2 separate regions of the Homo sapiens genome follow, and region 2 is linked to region 1. Evidence: chromatin loops called from intact Hi-C (ENCODE). Cell type or tissue: breast epithelium. All regions are shown on one strand. Each heading gives the region's core, and the rest is flanking DNA. Links, peaks and the distances in the headings are about the cores only.

Region 1 (12,317 bases), core at 2,097-10,096:
GCCCTTGCCTTCATGAGCTCCTGATCTCTGTTCATCACAGTGTGCAAGCTGGATGGTCTTTGAATCAAAACACATATTATCCTTACTGCGCGAAGACGACAGCCTGTATAATGAATAGGCAAGATAGACTTACAGCTGACTTCGATAGGAGTCCCTCATTACACACCCCCGGGCCGGGGTGGGAGAATAAGGTAGTGTGGTTCCCTAGAAGAGACACATTTGTCTTCACCACTGAAGCCTCAGTTTTCTCATTTCAAAAGTAGAGATGATAGTATACATCCTACCCCTCGTGGTGGTTTGTGAGAATTAAGTAAGATAGCACATAGAGCACACAGCAAGTGTTCTCTAAATACTGTTATTCTTAACCTTCTTGGCTTGTCGTTCGAGTCCCGCACAGTCTGGCTGTTGTCCTTGCTTCGCCTCTTGCAACTCAGTTTGTCCAAAAGGTCTGCCTTACCTCCGAAAGTCTCTAAAGGGCCAGCTCAGGTTCACCACCCAAGCTATGTAACCCAAATAGGACAGGTTGCTCAAACTTCTGGTATTGAGCAGATCCACCTCCCTGCCCTGTGCTGAAGGCCTGGGACGGGGACGGGAATTGCTGCTCCTTTTTGGATCTCCAATGCTTGGCCCTTGGAAGAAACACAAATATTTGAAGAAATCAAAGATGGAACCTGAGTGCCTTAGGAGATCCCGGTCAGGAAAAAGTGTAATAGTTAGGAAAGTCCAAAAATTCTTCTAGAGGGAGTTACAGTCAAGTTTTGCAAGGGGAGTGAGCTGTTCATGGGCCCAGGGTGGGCAGAGGACACACATGCAAAGGCACATTGTCCCGGTATGGTGAAGTGTGGCACTCACAGCTGTCTGAGGGACAGCAGGTCGTCCAGTTGACTCCAAGCTTGATAACGCGTGTAGGGGCCGTGAGGCCGGCGCAGGAGGCCTGGGTCTTTTCATGTGGGTTAGTCCCTTAGAAGTAAACAGGCTGCCTCAGTTGGCTTCTCCCCTCTGGTCAGTTGTAGCACTCTGAGGCACTCAGTCTGGCAGGAAGAGGGCAGCCCCCAGGTGCCAGTCTCAGGACATTGCTTTATAGCTGTGCCTCAGTTTCCTTATTTCTGAAATAATTTATAAAATAAGTTATATTAATGTAGTTCTTAAATCAGTAACTATATTAATATAGTTACTATATATTAATATACTAACTATATTATTAATATAGTTACTATATATTAATATACTAACAATATTAATATATTAATATATTATTATAATATTAGCATATTAATATATTATTGTAATAGCATATTAATATATTATTATATTAGTATATTAATATATTATTATAATATTAATATATTATTAAAATATTAATATATTATTATAATATTAATATAGTATTAATATAATATTGATGTAGTATTAATATAATATTGATATAATATTAATATAATAATATTGATATAATATTAAAATAATATCGATATAATATTAATATAATATTGATATAATATTAATATAATAATATTGATATAATATTAAAATAATATCGATATAATATTAATATAATATTGATATAATAATATAATAATAATGTAATTATAATATTAATATATTGATAATGTGATTATAATATTAATATATTGATAATGTGATTATAATATTAATATATTAATATTAATGTGATTATAATATTAATATATTAATATTAATGTGATTATAATATTAATATATTAATATTAATGTGATTATAATATTAATATATTAATATTAATGTGATTATAATATTAATATAATATTAATATAATAATATATAGTAACTATATTAATAATATAGTTACTGGTCCCTTACAGTTGGTCAGGCCTTGTGCCACACGGTTTACATTTAATCCTCACCGTTATGAGGGGGAAGTACTGTTATCCCCATTTTATGCCGTAAATTCCATATGATGTCACAACATCTATATAGTTTAAGAAAGAAAGAGAATCACAATAATGTAGAATAACTCATATTACGTATTTATAGCCTAAGGGCTGTTCTTCACTAAGATTTACCCATAGAATCATATTCCAGATAATGAGAACTAATATTTTTAGAGGCAGAGATGGCTGATGCCTGCCCCATCTACCCCCTTCCTGCTAGAAGCCAGTGACACTCCCTCCCTCTGCAGGGACAGACCTCAGAAGTCTTCTCGGTGTATGCTGGGTTTGGTGGCTCACACCTGTGATCCTAGCACTTTGGGAGGCCGAGGCAGGCAGATTGCCTGAGCTCAGGAGTTCGAAACCAGCCTGGGCAACACGGTGAAACCCCATCTCTACTAAAAATACAAAAAAATTAGCTGGGCGTGGCAGCGTGCGCCTGTAATCCCAGCTACTGGGGAGGCTGAGGCAGGAGAATTGCTTGAACCCGGCAGGTGGAGGTTGTAGTGAGCTGAGATTGTGCCACTGCACTCCAGCCTGGGCGACAGAGCGAGATTCCATCTTTAAAAAAAAAAAAAAAGGTCTCAGTGTAGCATGCAAGCAGCCTCTGTCCGTACAGAGTTCATCGAGCAGTACAGGCTAGCACATGTAATGTGCTCCCATCTGATTGCCAGCTAGACCTTGTGATTTAAATAGTGAGATGTTGTTTTAAAATTTTGCTCTGCGGATAAAGAATGGTGAAGGTTCAGAGAGCTTAACCTGATTCAGTACTGTGTGTGGTTCACTATCAGCATCCAGCAGGATCTCGCTCTGGAATGGCTCGTAACAGAAGCGGAGAGAACAGAGCAATGGCGATGGAGCCCTCTGGTCTATCTGGGGACACTCGCTGTCTTTAGACTCTGGTTCAGGAAATTGTACCCAAGGTGGTTTGTTTGTGTTTTTTGTTTTTTTTTGTTTTTGAGACAGAGTCTTTGTCTGTCGCCCAGGCTGGAGTGCAGTGGCACAATCTCAGCTCACTGCAAGCTCCACTTCCCGGGTTCACGCCATTCTCCTGCCTCAGCCTCCTGAGTAGCTGGGACTACAGGCGCCCGCCACCACACCCGGCTAATTTTTTTGTATTTTTAGTAGAGACGGGGTTTCACCATGTTACCCAGGATGGTCTTGATCTTCTAACCTCGTGATCCGCCCGCCTTGGCCTCCCAGAGTGCTGGAATTACAGGCGTGAGCCACCGCGCCCGGCCCCAAAGGTGTTTTTAACAAACATTGTTTAGCACTGCCACGGTAGGAAGTTACTAGAAGTTACTAGGGATTAATAACTCAGCGTGTGTCAGTTGAAACAAATTGGTTCTTGAAATATTCTTGAAGAAAATGACGAAAATTGCCTTGGCAGTATTTATTGAACTAATGGATGGTTTCCTACTCTTCAGGTAGCAGAGGGGTTTTTCATGCATTTTAAGTGTAATAATAGCACTTTCACATTTCAAAGTGAGATAAGAGAAATGGTTTTTTCACATCCTTTTCTCCTGTCCACATGATTAATATTTCGGTTGACCTCTCCAGATGGAATGTGCTCTAAATGGAAAGGAGGGCCAGGTCGTGCTTCTGTCCCTGCTGGAGCATCTTCTGCTCTTGCCCAGCTGCTTCTTAACCCCTTCCACTCTCTTTTCCTCCTCTTCCAGCTCCTGGTTTTGACCTTAAATCTGGGTTTCTTAGCCTTTAAGTTCATCTCCGACCCTGGGGAAGTGACCTATGTCTGGAGCAAAATCTGACCTGTCCCCTCCTGAAACAGAACTTGGAACCAGAGTGGCAGTGACCAAGTCACCACACGCTCCCTCCTGCCACACGCACGCATTCTTTCAAAGTGACTTCACAAATTAGAGGAATCCCTGAGGAAGGCAAGGAACACTTAAGTCGGGTTAGATGAGAGGTTTCAAATGTCTGCCGAGGCACCGATTTGTGGTGGGTTTGTAAAACCACTGAATTGGATCATTCCAAGGGCCTTCCATGGCATCAAGATTTTGCCTTGATGCCATTTCCTTTCGGAATTGCTGTGTAAACACCAGTGTAATGGCAGTTCCTTAGCAAATAGAAGAAGTTCCGCAGCAAGAAAGAGTTTGCAATGTGGCCATCTCAGGTTGCAGAGGCCACTCGTTCCTCACCCATCTCTGTCCTCTCACAGCTTTCTTTAGGGAATTCAACCTCCAGGACAGCCAACTTTGAATACTGTTAAACTTGGTCTTTTTTTGTTGCTGCTGGGAAAATAACCAAATTATTTGATACTTGCTAACCGTATTTAAAATATTGCTCCTCTTGGTGTTATAAAGGTGAAGCCCCTAAACTGTGACCTCGCTAACTTGTTTATTGCCTTGTGTCTAGTATGAACTCACAACTACACATTTCTTAGGAGTACCTTTGATGGGAAATAGTACCCTCCTCCATGACGGAAGGAGTCTAAACCCATTTCCACTTTTCCAAATGTGCACGTTTTAAACCTTAAGGCAGCTGTTACAGCCGAGGGAGCCATTCATGCCTTGAGCTTGACTAGTGTGTTCTTTTTTACCCTTCCTTTTGGCACCGGTAGACTCTAAAGAAGAAAAGAAAGTGATTGCCCCATTATCCTTGAAAGTTGTTTTGCTCTTCTCAAAATTCTGTGATTAGTAGAGAAAGCCTATCGTGCATGAAAGCAGATTGGGTGTGAACTTTGACATCACTGTGCATAGCCCTGAACTTTAAAGTATGCACTGTTCTGATGTCCCCTGTAGTGGAAATCACAAGAATTTTTTGTGAGATTGTTTCTGACCTGTTTTCCAGCGTACACAGACTTTACTAAAAGAGTACAAAGAAAGGGATAAATCCAATGTATTCAGAGATAAACGCTTCGGAGAATACAACAGCAACATGAGCCCCGAGGAGAAGATGATGAAGAGGTTTGCTCTGGAACAGCAGGTATGGAAAGAAACTGGAGGAGGGTTTTTGCTGTACATTTCACAGGGAAGTCAAGGCCAAGGAGAAGGCTGACTCTGCATGTTTTGCATGTTCCTGGGCACTCGGAAGGTCCAGGGGATAGCCCTCGAATCCTGTGCCTTATCTGGCTAGGCCAAAGGAGAAGCAACCTCTTCTGCAAATGTTAGCTGAATGGATAAATGCCTTAACTCTACTACACGGCAGCAGTGTGCACAGGAGTTCTCAGCTGAGCAGCATTGCTGGAGTGGAAACTGGCCCCTGGGCTTATTTAAGAATTCCCCTCCATGAGGCCGGGCGCGGTGGCTCATGCCTGTAATCCCAGCACTTTGGGAGGCTGAGGTGGGTGGATCATGAGGTCAGGAGATCGAGACCATCCTGGCCAACGTGATGAAACCCCGTCTCTACTAAAAATACAAAAATTAGCCAGGCGTGGTGGCGCATGCCTATAATCCCAGCTACTCAGGAGGCTGAGGCAGGAGAATCACTTGAACCAGGGAGTCAGAGGTTGCAGTGAGCCCAGATCACTCTACCGCACTCCAGCCTGGGCAACAGAGCGAGACTCTGTCTGAAGGAAAAAAAAGAATTACCCTCCATGAGTTTCATTTCTGTCTGAATCATGAATCATTGCTTAGTTGACCCAAAATACTCTTTAAGGCTGCTTAGGATTCGTTGTCATATTTCAAATATAATGGAAATATATATATCTACCTTATCTTTTTTTTTTTGCTGTGAAATGGAAGTGGTAATTTTAGGAAACTTTTTTTCTCTTCTGTCAGCGACATCATGAGAAAAAAAGCATCTACAATCTAAATGAAGATGAAGAATTGACTCATTATGGCCAGTCTTTGGCAGACATCGAGAAGCATAATGACATTGTGGACAGTGACAGCGATGCTGAGGATCGAGGAACGTTGTCTGGTGAGGCTGGGGTGCTGTGCACGGGCCTGTGGGCGTGGAGTCAGGGAGAGTCTGTTCATTGTTAGACCTTCTGCTCTTCTTAGAGACTAGAGAAAGTTATTGCATGAAAGTTTTACTGATCATTAACCTCTCTACAAATTTCACAAGTGACAGTTTTTATGTATTTTTGTTTTTTTTTTAAGTTTTCAGAACTTTAAGATGGTGTGTAGATAGATGCTTTTATGGGCCAAGAAAGCATGTTGATATCCATTATTTTATTTGAACCTCAAAATAGCTCGTTCTACCCATGAGCTCAGAGAAATAAGGTGTTTTGCCCGATGCCAGAGTCAGAGCTGTGGGGAGAACCCACCTCACTGACTCCAGGTGCCTCACTGAATGCACTACTTTGCTCCCCCTACTTTATCAATTCCAGCCTAATATTTGTACCAGTGGCATTGATGTAGTTCCTTTAGCTTTTACCTACTGTGGAATTATAGCAGTTTGAGGAAAATCATATTGAGCCTCATATCTGTAGATAACAACATGAAACAGATAAATTTTGGCCTTAAATAATGTTAACAGAGTTTAAGATTCAGTTCGGGTCTGACTGTCTTGAACCCTATTTATAAGGTTGCAGTCATGACATCAATTACTTGACATTTCTTGTAAGTTAAAGTAGGTCCCATTTCCAGCATCTTCAGAACAAAGGTGTACAAATCTAAAACTGACTCTCAAAGCTTTGTCTTGTCAGTGTGTGAAAGTTAAGGCGTTAAAGCCTGGGGCTGCCTTCTGATATTTGGCTAATCCAGGGGGTAAAAGGCTTAGGAATTAGGGCAGCAAGCATGTGGTGCAGAACCCGCCATCTGCGGCACACCAGGAGGCCCCGCCACTGCTCGGCTTCACGGGCGTGAAGAGAATGGCCAGTTATTTTAACCCCTCTGTGCCTTTGTCTTTGCTCTTTTCATTGTTCAAGACTTCTCGTGGACCCTTAGCTATAAAACGCATTCCCTGGGGAGATCCTAATTCCCCGAGACTGGAGGTAACTGCCTTGGTGTGAGTTGGGCGAGTGGCCTTCCCCTCATTGCCAGGAGGCGCTGTGGCGCAGGTGACTAGAGGGGGCGCCGTGGCGTGCAGGTGACTAGAGGGGGCGCCGTGGCGTGCAGGTGACTAGAGGGGGCGCTGTGGTGCAGGTGACTAGAGGGGGCGCCGTGGCGTGCAGGTGACTAGAGGGGGCGCTGTGGTGCAGGTGACTAGAGGGCGCCGTGGTGCAGGTGACTAGAGGGGGCGCCGTGGCGTGCAGGTGACTAGAGGGGGCGCCGTGGTCCAGGTGACTAGAGGGGGCGCCGTGGCGTGCAGGTGACTAGAGGGGGCGCCGTGGCGTGCAGGTGACTAGAGGGGGCGCTGTGGTGCAGGTGACTAGAGGGCGCCGTGGTGCAGGTGACTAGAGGGGGCGCTGTGGCGTGCAGGTGACTAGAGGGGGCGCCGTGGTCCAGGTGACTAGAGGGGGCGCCGTGGCGTGCAGGTGACTAGAGGGGGCGCCGTGGGGTGCAGGTGACTAGAGGGGGCGCTGTGGCGCAGGTGACTAGAGGGGGCGCCGTGGCGCAGGTGACTAGAGGGAGCGCCGTGGCGTGCAGGTGACTAGAGGGGGCGCCGTGGCGTGGAGGTGACTAGAGGGGGCGCCGTGGCGTGCAGGTGACTAGAGGGGGCGCCGTGGTACAGGTGACTAGAGTCTCCAGGCCCTGCCCAGGGAGGTGGGAGGGACACAGATTGCACCACTGATCCTGGGCGACGCTCCCACCAAGACCCTGGAGTCAGCTTGCTCTGGGTTTGCCAGTCTTCGCTAGAACCAGCACAATCAAAAATAGGTGCTGGGTGTTTCCAGCCACTTGGGTTACGGCCAGTTGGGAGTGTAATGGGTCTGGGTTTTCTCAGAGTGGCTTACCTTGGGTATTTCTCAAGTGCCATTGTGCCTGTGGTCTCAGGCCAGGCTGTTGCGTGTGAGCATTTTTTTCTCAAATGTGGACTTTTCCAGACCACTATGGGGGAAGCACTGGCAGAGTGCTACAGGAAACACTTCCCACGCCAGGGCTGGGCTTCACTGTGGGGTTTTCTGCCTTTTGCCCCCAGCTGAGCTGACTGCTGCCCACTTTGGAGGAGGCGGTGGGCTCCTTCACAAGAAGACTCAACAGGAAGGCGAGGAGCGGGAGAAACCGAAGTCCCGGAAAGAGCTGATTGAAGAGCTCATTGCCAAGTCAAAACAAGAGAAGGTGGGTTAGTGAGTGTTCTTGATCATCTTCTCCACGGTAAGACAGGCTCACCAAAATGTGTTTGAGCTTTTTTTTCCTGTACCTTTTTAGGCTGTGTTTAATATTTTATATGAGTTCAGTAAAAGCATTTATTGTGAGTAGGAATTTTAAAAATCACATAAAGCATATACCTCGGACAGGTTTTGGTTCTTTTGCCTTTTTTTGGTTTATGTTTTGTTTTATTTTGAGACGTAGTCTCTGTTTCCCGGGCTGGAGTACAGTGGCACGATCAAAGCTCACTGTGGCCTCAAACTCCTGGGCTCAAGGATCCAGTGATCCTCCCACCTCAGCTCCCCAAGTAGCTAGTGGGCGCCACCATGCTCAGCTAATTACTTTTTGTAGAGATGGGGATCGTGCTGTGTCGACCAGGCTCAAGCAGTTCTCCCACCTTGGCCTAGTTCTAAAGCACAGGGTGGGCCACTGCACCTGGCGCGGATGGGTTTTTTGTTGTTGCTGGTTTTAGTATCTGACATGTGCCCAAAAAATCACTTTTTTATTCATTTGCAGTGAACTGCTCAGAGCATCTAAATTAATGGTTTATGGCAGGAAAAGATTTCCGTCTGATGAGATTTGGTAGCTTTGCATTTAAAATACTCATTTCTCCTGGCCTCTTTTCTGTGTTGAAACGTTTGGTGCCAACTGAGTGATCACTGTGTGTGTCCTTGGCACTGACATTGGGCCTCTGGGTTGAAGTCCAGTAGTAACGGTATGTGGTGTGTGTCTGTTATTTTTTCCCCAGAGGGAGAGACAAGCTCAACGAGAAGATGCCCTCGAGCTCACGGAGAAGCTAGACCAAGACTGGAAAGAAATTCAGACTCTCCTGTCCCACAAAACTCCCAAGTCAGAGAACAGAGACAAAAAGGAAAAACCCAAGGTGGGAGCCAAGTACTGAAACAAACTCTTCACTCACTGAGCTTGGGTGACCGACTTTCTCCAGAGAAAGGGCTGGGGCTGGACGGCTCTTCTACCTGTCTCCTTTAGGGCAAGTTTCTGTTGAACATTGATACTGAATTACCTGCTGTGTGTAATCTTGGGGTGGAAGTAGATTCAGTTACTTGAGTCTCTATTGCAGGTGAATTAAACTGAAAAAAGTGGTGTTTCTGGATGGAAGAAGTACTTCAGGGTGGACACGTTAGAATAGGTGTCTGAACTTCCCTGTGACATGTTTGTCTGTTGATACATAATACATACATTTAATATACATTTACTTATTTTTGCCTCTGTAAACAGTTGTTTCCTACTGCATTCTCTTTAGTCGAAACTATTGGAAAATGCTGCATTTGTTTAAGAAACTGCGTTCTCAGAGAAGTCTAGATCCCAGCAGATTAGTGTCATGTGGTCATCTGTGCATCTTTGTCAGTCAGCCTTGATGTTACCGTTACTTTACTTAGTTTCCCACGTTTAGGGCGTAATGCCTGGATAAGTAGCGTTTTTGTTGTTGTTTGAGACGGAGTCTCGCTCTGTCACCCAGGCTGGAGTGTAGTGCAACCTCCACCTCACTGCAACCTCCACCTCCTGGGTTCAAGTGATTCTCTTGCCTCAGCCTCCCGGGTAGCTGGGATTACAGGCGCGTGCCACCATGCTTGACTAATTTTTGTATTTTTAGTAAAGACAGGGTTTCACCATGTTGGGCCAGGCTGATCTCAAACTCCTGACCTCACGTGATCTGCCCACCTTGGCCTCCCAAAGTGCTGGGATTACAGGCGTGAGCCACTGCACCTGGCCTGTTTTCGTTAAAGCAGATGTATTCTGAGAATTTTTCTAGGGGTAAACAAATTCTTTGTGACCGAATGTCCACTGATTTCGCAATCCTCAGGGCTTATCAGAACAGTTTTCTCTCTAGAAGAAAAGACGTAGATGTGGCTTAGCTACTTCAATAACATTATCTAGCCATTACTAGAATGTGCCAGGAAGCTAGATCTTTTCTTTTTGTAAAATAAGAAATAAATATATTTTTAAAATGAAGAATTTCTTCTTTCTACCTTAGCCCGATGCATATGACATGATGGTTCGCGAGCTTGGCTTTGAAATGAAGGCGCAGCCCTCTAACAGGATGAAGACGGAGGCAGAATTGGCAAAGGAAGAGCAGGAGCACCTCAGGAAGCTGGAGGTAGGGTGGCAGCACCTCAGGAGCAGGGCTGTGCTGCTGTCCGTCCACAGCCCCTTCTGCTCCATTTTGCAGGATGGGCTGAAGAGAATACTCTGTTTGATCAGTGGAATATTTTAGTCTATTTAAAGTTTATATTTATTCATGAATACCTTTTTTTTTTTTTTTCTTTGAGACAGAGTTTCGCTCTGTCACCCAGCTAGAGTACAGTGGCACAATCTTGGCTCACTGCAAACTCCACCTCCTGGGTTCAAGTGATTCTCCTGCCTCAGCCTCCTGAGTAGCTAGGATTACAGGCGCCTGCCACCACGCCCGGCTAATTTTTGTATTTTTAGTAGAGATAGGATTTCGCCATGTTGGCCAGGCGGTCTTGAACTCCTGACCTCAGGTGATCCAGTCACCTCGGCCTCCCAAAGTGCTGGGATTACAGGTGTGAGCCACCGCGCCTGGCCCCAGCTAATTTTCAAAAATTGTTTGTATAGATGAGCATCTCCCTATGTTGCCTAGGCTGTTCTCAAACTCCTGGTCTCAGCTGATCCTCCCACCACGGCCTCCCACAGTGCTGGGGTTACAGGTGTGGGCTGCCATCACAGCTGGCTCAGCTGGCTGTTTTGACATAACCACATCACTAGCTTCTTCCCGTGTCCAGTGTGTGGTCAAATAGTGGAGGCCGTGGAGCTGCTTGCTCTTGGCGTCCTGGCTCCTATTCTCTCGGTGCAGGGGGTGATGAGTCCCAGTCGGGGCTGGCCAGCAGAATTGGGCTGTGAAGGCCTCAGAATAATAGGCTTGCCTGGTGACTGGAGAGTATTGGCCACAAAGTTTGAACAGTTGATTTTGTTAAATGAGGAATGTGCTGCTTAGCTAGTGTTTGCATGCCTGATTGAAAACTGCAGGCAGAAAGCAGGCTGGATGCACCAGCCTCAGAGCTGGGAGGACCGTAGGCCCAGCCCGCTGCCCAGGGCAGGACTGCACGGCCCCCTCACCATATGTTGGAAGAGTGTGCTCTAAGACATCTCATTCCTTCCTGCTCAGGCTGAGAGACTTCGAAGAATGCTTGGAAAGGATGAGGATGAAAATGTTAAGAAACCAAAACATATGTCAGCAGATGATCTGAATGATGGCTTCGTGCTAGATAAAGATGACAGGCGTTTGCTTTCCTACAAAGTAAGATGTTTGCCTTCATTTTCTCTTTCTCTCTCTTTTTTTAATTTAAAAACATTTTTTTGGTATTCATTTTAGGGATTTATTACAGTTGGGAATTTTAAATCTTTTTAACCAGTTTCTCTAAAGTTCTTTATCTGGGTGTTTATGGTATATCAGATATTAAAACTTTAGAGAGAAGACTTTAACAATAGTATGTGCACTCACTTGCTCACGCTCTCTTTCTCACTCTCTCTCTCTGTCTCAAAGGAACACAGATAAAACTGATTACTCGGTTAACATCAACTACTTTTGTTAATAACTGTATGATTCTATCTGCATGACCTCATCATACTATTGAGGGAGCTAACTCAAGGCTAGAGTTGTGAATTTTCTTTGAGTGATGTCATTGAGTTTCCATGACTGGTGTAGTTTTTAATTCACGAACTTTATAAATCGGTACCCTTTTCTCGTTTTAAGAGTGTATCAGTCAGGGTCCAGGGAAGAAAAATAGGCAGGACAGGTTTCAAGCAGAAGAGATCCACACAGGAAAATGGATACTGATAAAAACACTAGGTTACCTGGAGGAGCAGAAGGTGCTGTAGACACTCCTCCTGCTAAAGCCCGCAGCCACTGTACACCTTCCAAATCCCAGTCCCATGCTGCTCCCTGGCAAAAGCTGAACCGCGCCCAGCATCCTGCCGCAGGGTTCTCTAGCAGCCTGTAGCTCCTGCGGCTCGAATAGCCTAGAAGCGGGTGGTGGGCAGGAGGCCTAGTGCCAGTGGGCAAATGGAGCACACAGGTTTGTGTTCCTTGCAACCACGTAGAAAGCCCTGATGTGGGCAGCCTCTTGATGTGGCTGTGAGATGGTCCAGCGTTGTCTCCGCCTGTCCTCATGCCCTGTGGTTTCCACGCTCTTGGTAGGATGGAAAGATGAATGTCGAGGAAGATGTCCAGGAAGAGCAAAGCAAGGAAGCCAGTGACCCTGAGAGCAA
Region 2 (12,317 bases), core at 1,704-9,703, 50 kb after region 1:
TGACCATCAGATTTTCATCTACGAGCAGGGCCAACTTGGATCTGGACTGGCATTCCCAGTGCTGGACCATGCACAGGTTAGGTGCTCAACACAGGTCACTGAGAGAGTCCAAGGGGTGAGCTTACTGCCCCTCTGCATTTCTACCACACAGCATGAAGGGTGTTGGAGAACACAGCCCCTGGTGAGGTGCACATGGGAACACAAGAGTCCTTCCCTGGGCTGAATAGCTTGCAGTGTAGACTCACATCTTCATCTCTAATCCTTCATTTCACTTGCAATTGAATCCAGAGGGCAGCCAAAATTATTTCAGGTTATGCCAGGCGCGGTGGCTCACACCCTATAATCCCAGCATTTTGGGAGGCTGAGTCAGGTGGACTGCTTGAGCTCAGGAGTTTGAGACCAGCCTGGGCAACGTGGCGGAACCCAGTCTCTACAAAAAAATACAAAAATTTAGCCAGGTGTGGTGATGTGCACCTGTAGTCCCAGCTACTCAGGAGGCTGAGATGGGAGGAGGGAGGACTGCTTGAGCCCGGGAGGCGGAGGTTGCAGTGGGCCAAGACAGCCCGACCACACTCCAGCCTGGACAACAGAGTGAGACCCTGTCTCAAAAAAAAAAAAAAAATATATATATATATATATGTATTTCAGGTTACATGTTATGCTGCCCAAAACAAAGTCAACACAGCCTTCGGCTGGGCTGCGAACTCCTGTTTGAACTGTGATTACTGTTCCTTCTTCTATCAGAAGGCAACACTTGCACTGTGGGAATGGCCATCACCAGTGAGGGAGAAATGGAAGGCAAAGGAAAGTCCTTTCCAGAAAAGCCCCAGCTCCCTAAGTCCCAAATACCCATTCTTCAGGTTCTCAGATGGGAAGCAGGCATCCACGCACTCGCCTCACTGGGGAGGGGAGTGTGTGGGACACAGTCGTCCTTGCTTGGTCAAGGAAAAACTCAACTTCTCAACATGCAGCTCCATGTTCCAAAAGGAGCAAGACTGTCTGTGCTTTGAGGTTCACATGAAAGGAAGTGGAACAATTGCCCAGTAAAGGACTCCCATGGAGCCAAAGCACATTCTCACCAAAAAGAGGGATATTTTAGCCAGAGTGGGATAAAGATCAAGGGTGCAAAAGTAAACTTCAGATATAAGGAGGTAGAGAAAACACAAAGGTGGAACAAGGATTTCTGTCCAGGTGGTCAAGCTCTCTTCCTCTGGGGTCAGCGTACAGTGGTATTCTCTGCTAATGACACCTGGATGCAGCACTCGCAGTGAGCATGGTGTTCAGAAGGTACGGACCCTACCTCTATCGTTCAGGAAGCCCCCAGGTGACAGTGACACACACCCACATCTGAATATCACTGGGACAGAGCACACAAAGCTGTAACTGGTGGTTGAACACGGCGACCCAGGCTGCTTTCTGGAGAGCCCTAACAAGGTCCTCAGTGCTGCCCTCACGTGGGCTCTACACAGGAGGCCAGCTGGGCTCATGGCCTGCACAGCCCTCACACACCTGAGAGAAAGAATAACTGACAAGACCGCAACAAAGTGCCAAAAGATGAAAAACAAGCAACAGGCAGAGTCATCTTTCTCCCCTGCTCTGAGAAGCTCTTCCAAGAATGGCAGCTGGAAGGATGCTCTAAGCACAGGGAAAAACAGGACCTGTGGAATTAATAAGTAAATATGCAAAATAATGTTATTAGCAGGGATTACAGACAGGAATACAGAATCTTTGCTATAAACCTGCTTCTATGTGGGAACTGGAACACCACTAAAGTGACACATGCATCTCAATGAAGGTGTGACAAGTGAAAGAGACAGTTCTGGAAATTTCCTTTGACAAGAATATAAACATACCTCTCAGCTAAGACTCTTCAACCATGCGGTCAGCCCCTTTCTGCGTGGCACCAACTCCTGCACACTAGCAGCCTAGATTCTTAGGGAGGATTTCCTTCTACGTGGGTGGGTTCAGACAGATCTTCCACCTACTCCACATACTAGATGCCCGCACACAGAGGGAATCACAGTGAGGGGTTTCAGACTCTCCTAAGTCTTTCTCCTCTGTGGCATTTAAAAATGTTATTTAGGGTTTTTTTTTTTTTTTTTGAGGTACAAATAAATACATTTTATCAAGGGCTGACAAAGACTGTCTGAATTCCCATTCCTCTGAAATGACATCTTTCAATGATATGACCTCTAGTGGCTACATTCATGACATTTACAGTCAAAGTTGAACCAGCGAGGGTGGAAGGGCACTCGGGAGTGGCCGCTGCCAACAGCAACAGACTGCCCAGAAGAGGCTGTCTGCAGTCAGAGTCATGGAAAAGGCAAATTCTGAAACCCAAAACACGCACTGACCAAAGTCCCGTGCGGAACTGCAGAAATGCACCACGTTGCTCAGACTGGCCATTTCTCAGTAACAACTTCGAATGCTGGAAATTGTTATCACACCTCATAGCAAATGTTTTAATTAAAGAATCAAGTAGGTAGAACAGAACCTTCTGTACAATCTCACAAACAGGTTAAAGATCCATTTGAAGCTACTTCAGTAACTAAGACAATGCCTGAAGAGAGGAGACGGGGAGGGGGGAGGGGAGGGGAGCAAGGCGCATAGACAGGTAGTGAGGACAGGGCAGTGAGTACCTTTCTAAAAGAGAGAGATTTAGCGGGACTAAAGGTCTGCTCTGTAAGCTCGAGCCCTTCGATAGTTTCCGTACAGTCAGAGAGAGGTGCATCCTGAAACAGTAAACTGAGTCACCAGAGCACACCAGGCCCAGCCTGTGAAATATCAGCTGAGAGCACAGGATGGAGCTGGCTAAGAGCATGCAGCAGGGACAGCTGTCAACAGTAAGTGTGGCAGTGATGATGGCAGGACGTGCAGACACTGAACACGAAACCAGGACCACGGCTGGACAAATCCAACAATCGTCTACCCCTGCAGAGTCAGGTGTTAAAGCATTAGGTGGCATATTAGTTTTCAGAGATAACTACTTACACAATTATCTTCAATGTGCCACAAGGTAGAGTCATTTTGTAGAAATGTGTGTAAATGTGCACCACACTTACAGGCACCCACCCCTCTGCAACCCAAGCAGCACTTTGTTGCAGACAGCAATATGTACCAGAACAAGAGTCCCTAAACCCACCCTCTCCTAGCGCCTTACACAGAACGCTGCTGAACCCGGGCCGAATCTGAGCCCCAAAGCTGGTGGTGTATGTGCCACCCTCACATATGCATGCATTACAAGGGGCATGACCAGAGGGGTGGACACAGCCCTCAGCATGCTCGCTCCTTCTAGAACTCAACGAAAAGTGCCTGAACCGTTTCTCATCATGAAGGTTTTAACAAAGGTAACTGGTTGCCTAGAATACTTACCTCATAAAGTCACTCTCTCAATTTCAGAATAACTTTGGAGCAGGCGGTCACACAGCCACCACCCACTAAAGTCAGAGACACTCTGGGCTCTCACCTGGACGAGGCTCCTGTCCATCACTACACCACACAAAACCTGGGACTGAGGGCCAGCCGTCTTAATGTCCTGTAAATTCTGCTCTCGGATCTGAGGGTGGGAAGGAGAGGCACACATCAACAGTCCTGAGCAGCCATGCTGCCTGGGAGCCCTGCTGCTTGTGCACTTGGGCCCCAGCCACATGGAAGCTACATTTCAGCTCTCCCACTGCCCCACGCAGGCAGGATGGCCCCATGTGTTCTGAGTGACCGCCATGCCTGCTTAGTGGGGCGTGGGTCTGCAGGGATGGAGACTATTCCCAGCTCCCCACATCTTCCAGATGCTTGGGCAGGACACCTATCTCTCACTGTCATTAACTTGGGGGAAACACTCGCTGCATGTCCATCGTCTAGTGATGTGAGCACTGGCAGGGCTCCTGCTCTGATACACCAAATGCCACTCACAAGTCTTTGAACGAACCCTGAAAGGGACAGCAGTCTGCTCTTGCTAAGAACAGGTTTTGCAGCTTCCAATTCTGACCGGTGAGCAAACATCGTGAGCAAACATCAGTTCAAGAATCAATAGGGCCCAAAAAATGTCTGCTGCTCATACTTCACACTGGTGGTAGAACAGCAGCGGTGTGAAGAGATGGCTTCACTGCAACAGTGGCAACAACAGCAGATGCCCTCTGCTAGAAGCAAGCACCCGCTCCCCCCAAAGCAGCTGGCATCCCTTCCAATCCCACACCCAAGCCCCCGCTGAGTGCCGACGCAGGACGCACCTTGTTCCTCATCTCCTGGACCTCTTTTGGGTTAGTGTTCAATGGAACAAACAGGTTAGGGACAGCAGAGGTGGAAGTTCTATGTCCATCCTCTTTAGTCCACTGTAATATCAAGAACAGTTGAAAAGTCAGAATTATGACAACAATAAGTGACATAGCATCCAATCTATTCAGTTTATCTCACATCTGGTCATGCACTGAACATCACAGAGAGGACTGAACCAATGACCACATCTAATCTGGGTCACTCAGCAGAGTCGCCATGGGAGCAGGATGCAGCCACATAAAGACCAGTTAATGCTGGAAGTCAAAGTCATGACTGATGGAAAACCACCATCTGGAAAGCCCAGCTGAATCTGGGTCATAAGGTAGGCTGACGACAGAGCTGAGCCCCATAACCCTGGGACCAGCAGGGGAGGCCCCTCAGAGACCATTGGTTCACTGCTCTGAAAATCATCCAACACCAAAGCCAACTGGAAGCATGAGATGACAGGGTCATGAAAAGCAATGTGATGCTGCTACCCAGGGTTAGGGAGGAGCCTGCACCGTGAGGCAAGAGTGGGCATCACCAAAGTTTTGCATTAAAGTAAATGACAGCATCAGAATGCACTGTCTGCGTAACTTTCAACCCAAGAACATTACTGTATGGACACTTACACGGTAGCTACCTGGAAGAAGAGTTTGGTGATGTCGAATATTTTATATAACTTAATATTTTTGAGTGCTACAAAAATATCCCAAACAAACTTGAAGCGCTTCATGAGTCCTTAATATTTAAAGGCTGTTTTAGTATCAGTGCATCTCGTCAGCATGCTGAGCCTTCCACCCATAATTTTTTTTTGGATCTCCAATCAAATCTGAGATTTTTAATCAAATTCTAAGGCATGAGTAGGCACTGAACATTAAAACAAGCCCATCTTCGAGAGCAAATGTTATGCCTTTCAGAATACTTTCGAGAGGCAATAAGATAGCCATAAACCATACGACTTTAAAAAAAGCAACAAAACCAGCAAATGCTGAGCCACTGCGAGGAGAGTGTGGAATGGGCATGGAGCTCTGGGTACTCACTGATGGTTATCTTCTCAGATAAAAACAACTCCAGCGTTTTATTAAAAATAATTTTTAGTCAAAGCATTTCAAACAGCAACCTCAGAAACTTGAACACATTTGAAAAAGTAACAGCAATCATTATAAATGAAAAGATACCAACCTGGGAGCACTGCATGGACTCTGTCACTCCAGAACAGTAAGAAACAAATATAAATGCGGAGCAAGGCCTCCCCTTGGATGTACACATTGACTACTAGGCCTAAAGTGACTTAGTTGTTTTGCAAGCTAATGGTAAATAAAGCTCGCGCTGCTGCCTAAACGCTTTGGAAAACTTCCTCATGGCAATTCAGCACTGTGCTTCACATCAGCCGCAGAAAGGTGTTTTGGGGTTTTTTTTTTTTGTTTTATAACGCCCACTTCCTTTAACAAGTGAAACAAGTAAAAAATAAACAAATGAAAGAAAAGGGGAGACAGGAAGAAGGGGGGAAAGAAGACAAGGAGGGCAGGAAAGAAGAGGAGAGACGCACTCCCATGCTCAGAGCCCCATGGCCACACAGGGTCCCTGCCCAGGTGACGCGGCCGCTCAGGAGCACGGAGGCTTCTCACCAACTGCGTCAGGAAAACACCAGGACCACCTGGGGAAGATAAAACTTTTTTTCTTTAAATAAATCTATAAAGTAAAACACTGTTACAAGGGGAAAAGAAAGCCCCACTTTATGTATTTGGTTGCCCATGGTTTTAGGAGCATCTAATCTAATTTCAACTGAACTCCTAATGAACTAGTCATGCACAGATGAGTCTGCTTCAGCCCCTGTCTCCTCCATTCCAGGGGCTTCTGGAAATGGGCCTCTTCTACATACAGTTTAAAGCAGAGCTGGGTGGACTGTTAGAGGTAGGTTACAGGAGGAATAAAGACCCATCTTCAGAGGAGGTCTCAGCACCACGACATGGGAGCACCTCTCAGGACAAACGATAACTTGAGCGGCATTAACGCTGAAACGAAGCACCCCTTGCAGCGTCTGTCGCTGGTGCCTGCAGATGGCCTGCGCTGCACTTGGGTCATGCCGCACCCAACAGGAGTCAGAAGGTGACTCGCCACTATGGCCGTCTACTCACATGCAACAGTCCATGCAGAGGGCAGCTGGGGGTGTGCATTCGGAGGCTTTGGGATAGAAAGCAGGGGAATAACACTAAGGGCAGGGGACAAGAGTCAGCAGAGAACACGCCAGGGAGCCACAAGGGAAAACTGCTTAAGAAAACACTGAAGACTTAAGAAACTTTAGTGACTTGAAACCACTGGAGTTCACAACACTAAAATACAGGTTTAGGACTGAAGTGTCTTTTTGTGCATGAAGTATTAAGAGTCCCTGAATATAATTTGAATTAAATAAGAAGAGCTCCTATTTGTAGGTTAATACATGTAAATTATTGTATATTTTTGCTATATACGGAGATATACTGGAACTACTGCGGAGTTACATTACATCTTAAGCAGTTTCAAGCAGATAGTATTATCCGAATTTTAGTAATGCATTCAGTGGACTTAGGTTCAGACTACAAGAAAGTGAATAAGGAAGGTTCGCTTTACACCTGGGTCAGAAAGGCTGGATTCCCAAAGCCTCCGAAGCCCCAGCTACCCAACTTGCTCTACGTCATCTAACTATGAACAGTAAGGTAGGCACAGACCAAGCAGTTGGTAATACAGCTTGGCACGCAGACACCGGACGAGAGAGACTGCAGCAAGGGTTTCACGTGATCGTGTGTAATGTTCGTCCACACCTTAGTCTTCGACTTGGGACTGCTTCCATTCTGCCCTTCCTCGGAAGCTTCGTCGCCCCGGCCAGAGTTCAGCCATCTTGTCTTCTCCCGCTGCTGCTTCTGAAAACTGTGTCTGAGTGGGGAGCAAGTGCCCGAATCACCGTCACTAGCAAAGGAGTAACCTGTGACACTAGCAGGAACCTCCACATCGCTGTATTTTTTAGACTTCTCTCTCAGAGCAGGGTATCGATAAGGGTAGCCAGTTCTGTAGCCCTAGGGTCCAAGGAGAGTGAAAGACAGTCAATATTCCAGATCTCAAAACAGGGTTTCACTTTGGAAAATCATGTGGAAACATCCACAAAAGTTGAACACATGCATACCCTATGACTCAGTAATTCCACTCCTAATTTTACACCCCACAGAAGCAAATGTGTTCACCAAAAACCAGGTACTAAAATGTGGACAGCAACCCTACTCCTCGTAAACCACAATTGGAAACAACCCAAAAGTCCATCCATATAGGAGATGGATAGTCTAGTGTCTTCATAAGAAGGCTTATAGTGACACAATGTGCTCTAAACCAACCACGTGGATGACTCTCCTGAAGGCAACGCTGAGTGAAAGAGACCAACCTGCAAAGAACATACACCATGTAATACCATTCATTAAAAGTGCAGAAGATGCAAAACAACCTTTGTTTTGGTTGTCCTGGGAGACAGGACAGTTGTCACCCCTGGGATGGGACAAGTGAACTGAAGGAGGTGCTGGGGGTGTTCTGAGGTGCTGCTACCGTTGCTCTTATTGACTGCTGGTTATACAGGGGGTTCAGTTTTTAAAAATGAACAAACTGAACACTTGCGGTAGGTGCACTCTCCTGCTTACATATTTCAACAAAAAATTAAAGTTGAACACCCAAACAGGGTTTACTTGCTGCCAGCCACTGTGCAGGTTATATTCATCAACATACTTAATAGACTTTTACCTCTTAAGTTACAGTTTAAATACTGTGATAATCTTTAGGTAAGTAAGGTAAGTAAGTATACCTCATGACAACTGGTTCTCAGCAAAATTACTTTACGTCTGAATACAACAACATTCAAATTCACCTCCAGCTCTGCCTCATGACCATGTGCTCTGTGGTAAAAGACAGCCCCACTTACTTCATGCCTCTACTGGACCAACTCATCTGCAGAGTCCTCCCACAGACAGCATCTCTAAGGGCATGGACGGTGTCCTCTGCATCTCTCCTGGCCACACTTGGTAAGTGTGACAGACAGACTTCACAGTGGCCCCAGGCCCCCAGCTCCTGTAATCCCCTCCCACCTTGAGCACAGGTGAGATCTCTGACTTGCTTCTAAGTAGCGGAATTCACAAAAGGTGATGATGGGCTGTATCACAGAAGAGTTTAGCACCTATCTTATAAGAGTCTCTGTCTCTACTGCTGGCTCTGAAGAAGTAAAGCTGCCAAGAATGCTTCAGCCCTAAGAAAAGGAATTCTGTCCCCAGTCTAGAAGAGCCTGGATGTGGATCCTCTGAGTCAAGTCTCCTGATGAGAACCCAGCCCTAGCCAACACCCTGAATGCAGCCTTTATGAGACCCTAGGTTGAGTTCGCTGTGCCTGGACTCCTGCCCCACAGAAGCTAGGAAATAAATGGCTGCTGTTCGAAGCCACCAGGCCTGTAGTGATTTGTTGCCCAGCACAGAGAGGTAATACGGGGGATGCTGAAGAGCTGTCTGCTCAACAACCTAACAGATTCGCACCTGAACCAAGTCACTCACAGCACCTTCACAATACATCACAAGAGAATCAGGACTTGGAGGGACTGCACAGGGTCAGACATACAAGACACTTCAGTGGCCTGTGCCCTGCTGGCTGTGGTACTCTAGAAACAGTCCTCTCAATTCAGAATTCTCTCTCCCCTCTGGGTACTGCTCTTTTTTGGGGGCCATCTTCATTACTAATCACTCTTTCAATATTTTTTTTATTTTTTTAATTTAATTTTTTTTTTTTGAGACAGAGTCTCACTCCATTGCCCAGGCTGGAGTGCAGTGGCGCCATCTTGGCTCACTGCAACCTCCGCCTCCCAGGTTCACACTATTCTCCTGCCTCAGCCTCCTGAATAGCTGGGACCACAGGCACGTGCCACCACACCCGGCTAATTTTTTGCATTTTTAGTAGAGACGGAGTTTCACTGTATTAGCCAGGACGGTCTCAATCTCCTGACCTCATGACCCACCTGCCTCAGCCTCCCAAAGTGCTGGGATTATAGATATGAGCCACCACGCCCGGCCTCCTTTTATTTTTTTGAGATGGAGTCTTGCTCTGTCACCCAGGCTGAAGTGCTGTGGCTCGACCTTGGCTCACTGCAACCTCTGCCTCCCGGGTTCAAGTGCTTCTTCTACCTCAGCCTCCCGAGTAGCTGGGATTACAGGCACCCTCCACCACACCTGGCTAATTTTTGTAGAGAAGGGGTTTCACCATGTTGGCCAGGCTGGTCTTGAACTCCTGACTTCAGGTGATCCACCTGCCTTGGCCTCCCAAAGTGCTGGGATGACAGGCATCAGCCATCGTGACCGGCCTACATTTTTTTAAAAAGGTAATAACAATCATGAATGGAGTTGTTTTGGGTTTTATTTTCATAATTGTCCTCAGAAAGATAAGGTAAATGTGTGTACTGGCAGTTTTCCCATTTCTGAGCATGCTTTGTTGAGGAATAATAAAAGAGAATGACTCTGCCATAAAGACTATCTGCAGAAAAACACAGTTCTTATTAATTCAAGTTTCCTTTTGCTTAAAGAGCCAGAACTCAGTAATCTCCACAACTTCAGAATAAACCACCCAGGACTCATCAACATCATTTTATCCTGAAACCATATGGATTTTTCTTTATTCTTCCCCTTTAAATGCTGTTAAACCAAAACCAGAAGTAATACTCAGACCTCAGAACTACTATCTGGCTTGTAGTTAAAAACATGGATTTGGGTCAGGCGTGGTAGTTTACACCCATAATCCTAGCACTTTGGGAGGCTGAGGTGGGAGGACTGCTTCAGCCCAGGAGTTCAACACCAGCCTAGGCAACATGATGACATCCTGTCTCTCCAAAAAAAAAAAGAAAGAGAAAATATATATGGATTTGTTCCTTCTTTGAGAAACTGAAATTATATCTTGATTTTTTTTGGGGGGGGGACAATTTAGCATTTTTTTTCTAACTGTAGAAGTTCAAATGAAATATTATCTCTCTTTTTGAAATTTTTTTATTTTTTGTGGAGAGGAATCTCGCTATGTTGCCCAGGCTGGTCTTAAGCTCCTGGTCTCCCACCTCAGCCTCCTGAAGTGCTGGGATCACAGGAGTGAGCCACTGTGCTCGGCTGCAACATATATTATAGTGTGGAAATTGGCAACTATTCTCTACTCAGTTATTAGCAAACAACATATATGCCAACCCCGATGCTAAATTAAAACATGGACTATGATTAGTGATTGCTGTCTAGTTTATTTCTTATAAACTATATGGCCTTCTAATATTAAAACAATCTGTACACATTAAGGACACTGAGTAAACATTCATCATGCTTTTTGTAATGAATGTTTTACTTATTAATCATTCATCCTTATCTTCCTTCCCTACCAAATCAGAGTTTCTACCTGATTTTGACTTCCCCCTCTCCGCCTTCTAGGATGTGCTTTCAGCACAGTCTTTGGTGGCTGCTGTGCATTCTGACCCCCCTCTCTCCTCCCTCACACTGACTGTAAGTAGAAGAGCAGCAAAATGTCGCCGTATTTACCAGGAGGCAGGGGCTGTGTGACTGGGCCAACCTCAGCCCTCCTTACCTTGCACAGCCATGCTGGATGACCTGGCTCCTGACGCACACCTGGGCCATGGCTGCCCCACTCTCAAGCTTTCTCCATCTATGAGTCCCTGCAGCTTCACTACCCTGGCTGGCCACCCAACTCTAACTGCTTCTTCAGCCTTCTTCATGAGCTTTTGCTCCTCTTCCTACCTCCTTGACCAATCGGCACCCACCTCTGCCTGCAAGCTCTCATCATGCCTATGACTGCACAGATCACAGGGGCAGGGCTCATTTGGGAATCGTTTGTCCATCTCTCTTATTAGGTCATAAACTCCTGAGGGCAAGAACTGTGTCCTGTTCATGACTCAACAGTAGACAGTCAATTAATGCAATCAACCTCACTGATTATATGAACTCAAAAAGTTACGCTAGACTCTGCCTTCTCTGTTCGTCCCTGTGTCACTGATTGAGTCTACTCCACTGACTGACTATCGCGCCCAGGCAGAAAACCCTCAGTTCCTCCTTTCTAGCGGACAATATTCATCCCAAGTGCAAAGAATTTCAGTAAGAACATTTAACATAGCCTGAATCAGACCTATGAATACTTTTTATTCCAAACCTTCAGGAAAGTTAAACTTCCTGCCTCCTGAAGCCACCCTGCTTCCTGAAGCCACCCATCTCATCTGTGATCTGGTCCAAGGGCCACGCCTGTCTTAGGCTGGAACGTGCCCACTTGTCCAGTACTGGCTGGCAGCATACAAGGATACTGGCCCCTCTGAGGCCTTCTTTCCCCACACTGACATGTCCTCACATCTACACCACTTGAGGTCATGTGGCGTTAGGACGGACCATCGTGACCCCCATCTAAGAGGTCTGATGTGCAGCATGGAAGGGATCTGTTCCAGAGCCCTGTGTCTGATGATGTGGCTGCGGGACTGAGACCCCAAGGGCAGTGTTCTAATACAGCTCTAAGAACTGAGTATTTAATGATCCTGGTAAAGTCAAGATGAACCTGAAAGGTGCACCGTACGTTGCATGTTCCCATCTCCCCACTCCCATTGTCTGCAGCTGTGCTGTGGCCTCTTCATCCTGTCATCCTGTTTTTTTCCAGGCTTTCAAACGCAGGCTAAGATCCTACCTATTCTTTGAGGTCATTTCCAAGGGCTACCTTCCACATAAAATTTTCTCTCCAGTCCTTGCAAAAGAATGAAATTCTTCACGGCAACCCTGTAACACAGAACACATCCTGTGTGTCTGCCCTCCTATCACAGTGTGGGCTCACTTTCCCTGTGTGCTGCAGGCCCCATAAGCCCGCCTTCTGGACCATGCCGGGCTCTGTGTCCCTGCAATAAGCAGCTGAGGGGCTCCCACGCTGTGGACAGGGAGTGGATACCCATGGAACACAGTCATCAGGCCCCAGACAGCCAGGATTTGCTGTTAAGACAAAAGCCTAAATACCTGACTGACCGATTTCAAAAGTGCCACCTCTCT

Evidence for each region. Hi-C counts contacts between places; a loop is a spot of excess contacts. Peaks named below come from ENCODE experiments on the same cell type or tissue, not always from the same donor. Only the 100,000 strongest peaks of a DNase experiment are listed, where the experiment ranks them.
Region 2: a loop joins it to region 1, with 16 times the contacts of the local background. A loop is called at or near these places in 2 of 110 quality-filtered maps.

The regions. Positions count from the first base shown.
Region 1 is chr4:2,950,143-2,962,459 of GRCh38, reverse strand. NOP14 (NOP14 nucleolar protein) reads left to right here. Exons shown (of 18, transcript NM_001291978.2): 2 at 4,720-4,854; 3 at 5,649-5,790; 4 at 7,897-8,036; 5 at 8,815-8,949; 6 at 10,063-10,185; 7 at 11,215-11,346; 8 at 12,247-12,317. NOP14-AS1 (NOP14 antisense RNA 1) reads right to left here. Exons shown (of 4, transcript NR_015453.2): 4 at 11,382-12,307. Among named protein-coding and RNA genes, the nearest start is that of NOP14, 7.1 kb to the left of the region's middle. RefSeq lists an enhancer at 427-496. In breast epithelium, for the core only: no CTCF peak of the experiment used is centred there; no DNase peak of the experiment used is centred there.
Region 2 is chr4:2,899,754-2,912,070 of GRCh38, reverse strand. It overlaps ADD1 (adducin 1), which reads right to left. Exons shown (of 16, transcript NM_001354761.2): 10 at 6,963-7,307; 11 at 4,227-4,328; 12 at 3,467-3,556; 13 at 2,640-2,732. Among named protein-coding and RNA genes, the nearest start is that of SLC75A1, 29 kb to the left of the region's middle. In breast epithelium, for the core only: no CTCF peak of the experiment used is centred there; no DNase peak of the experiment used is centred there; H3K27ac peaks cover 443 bases.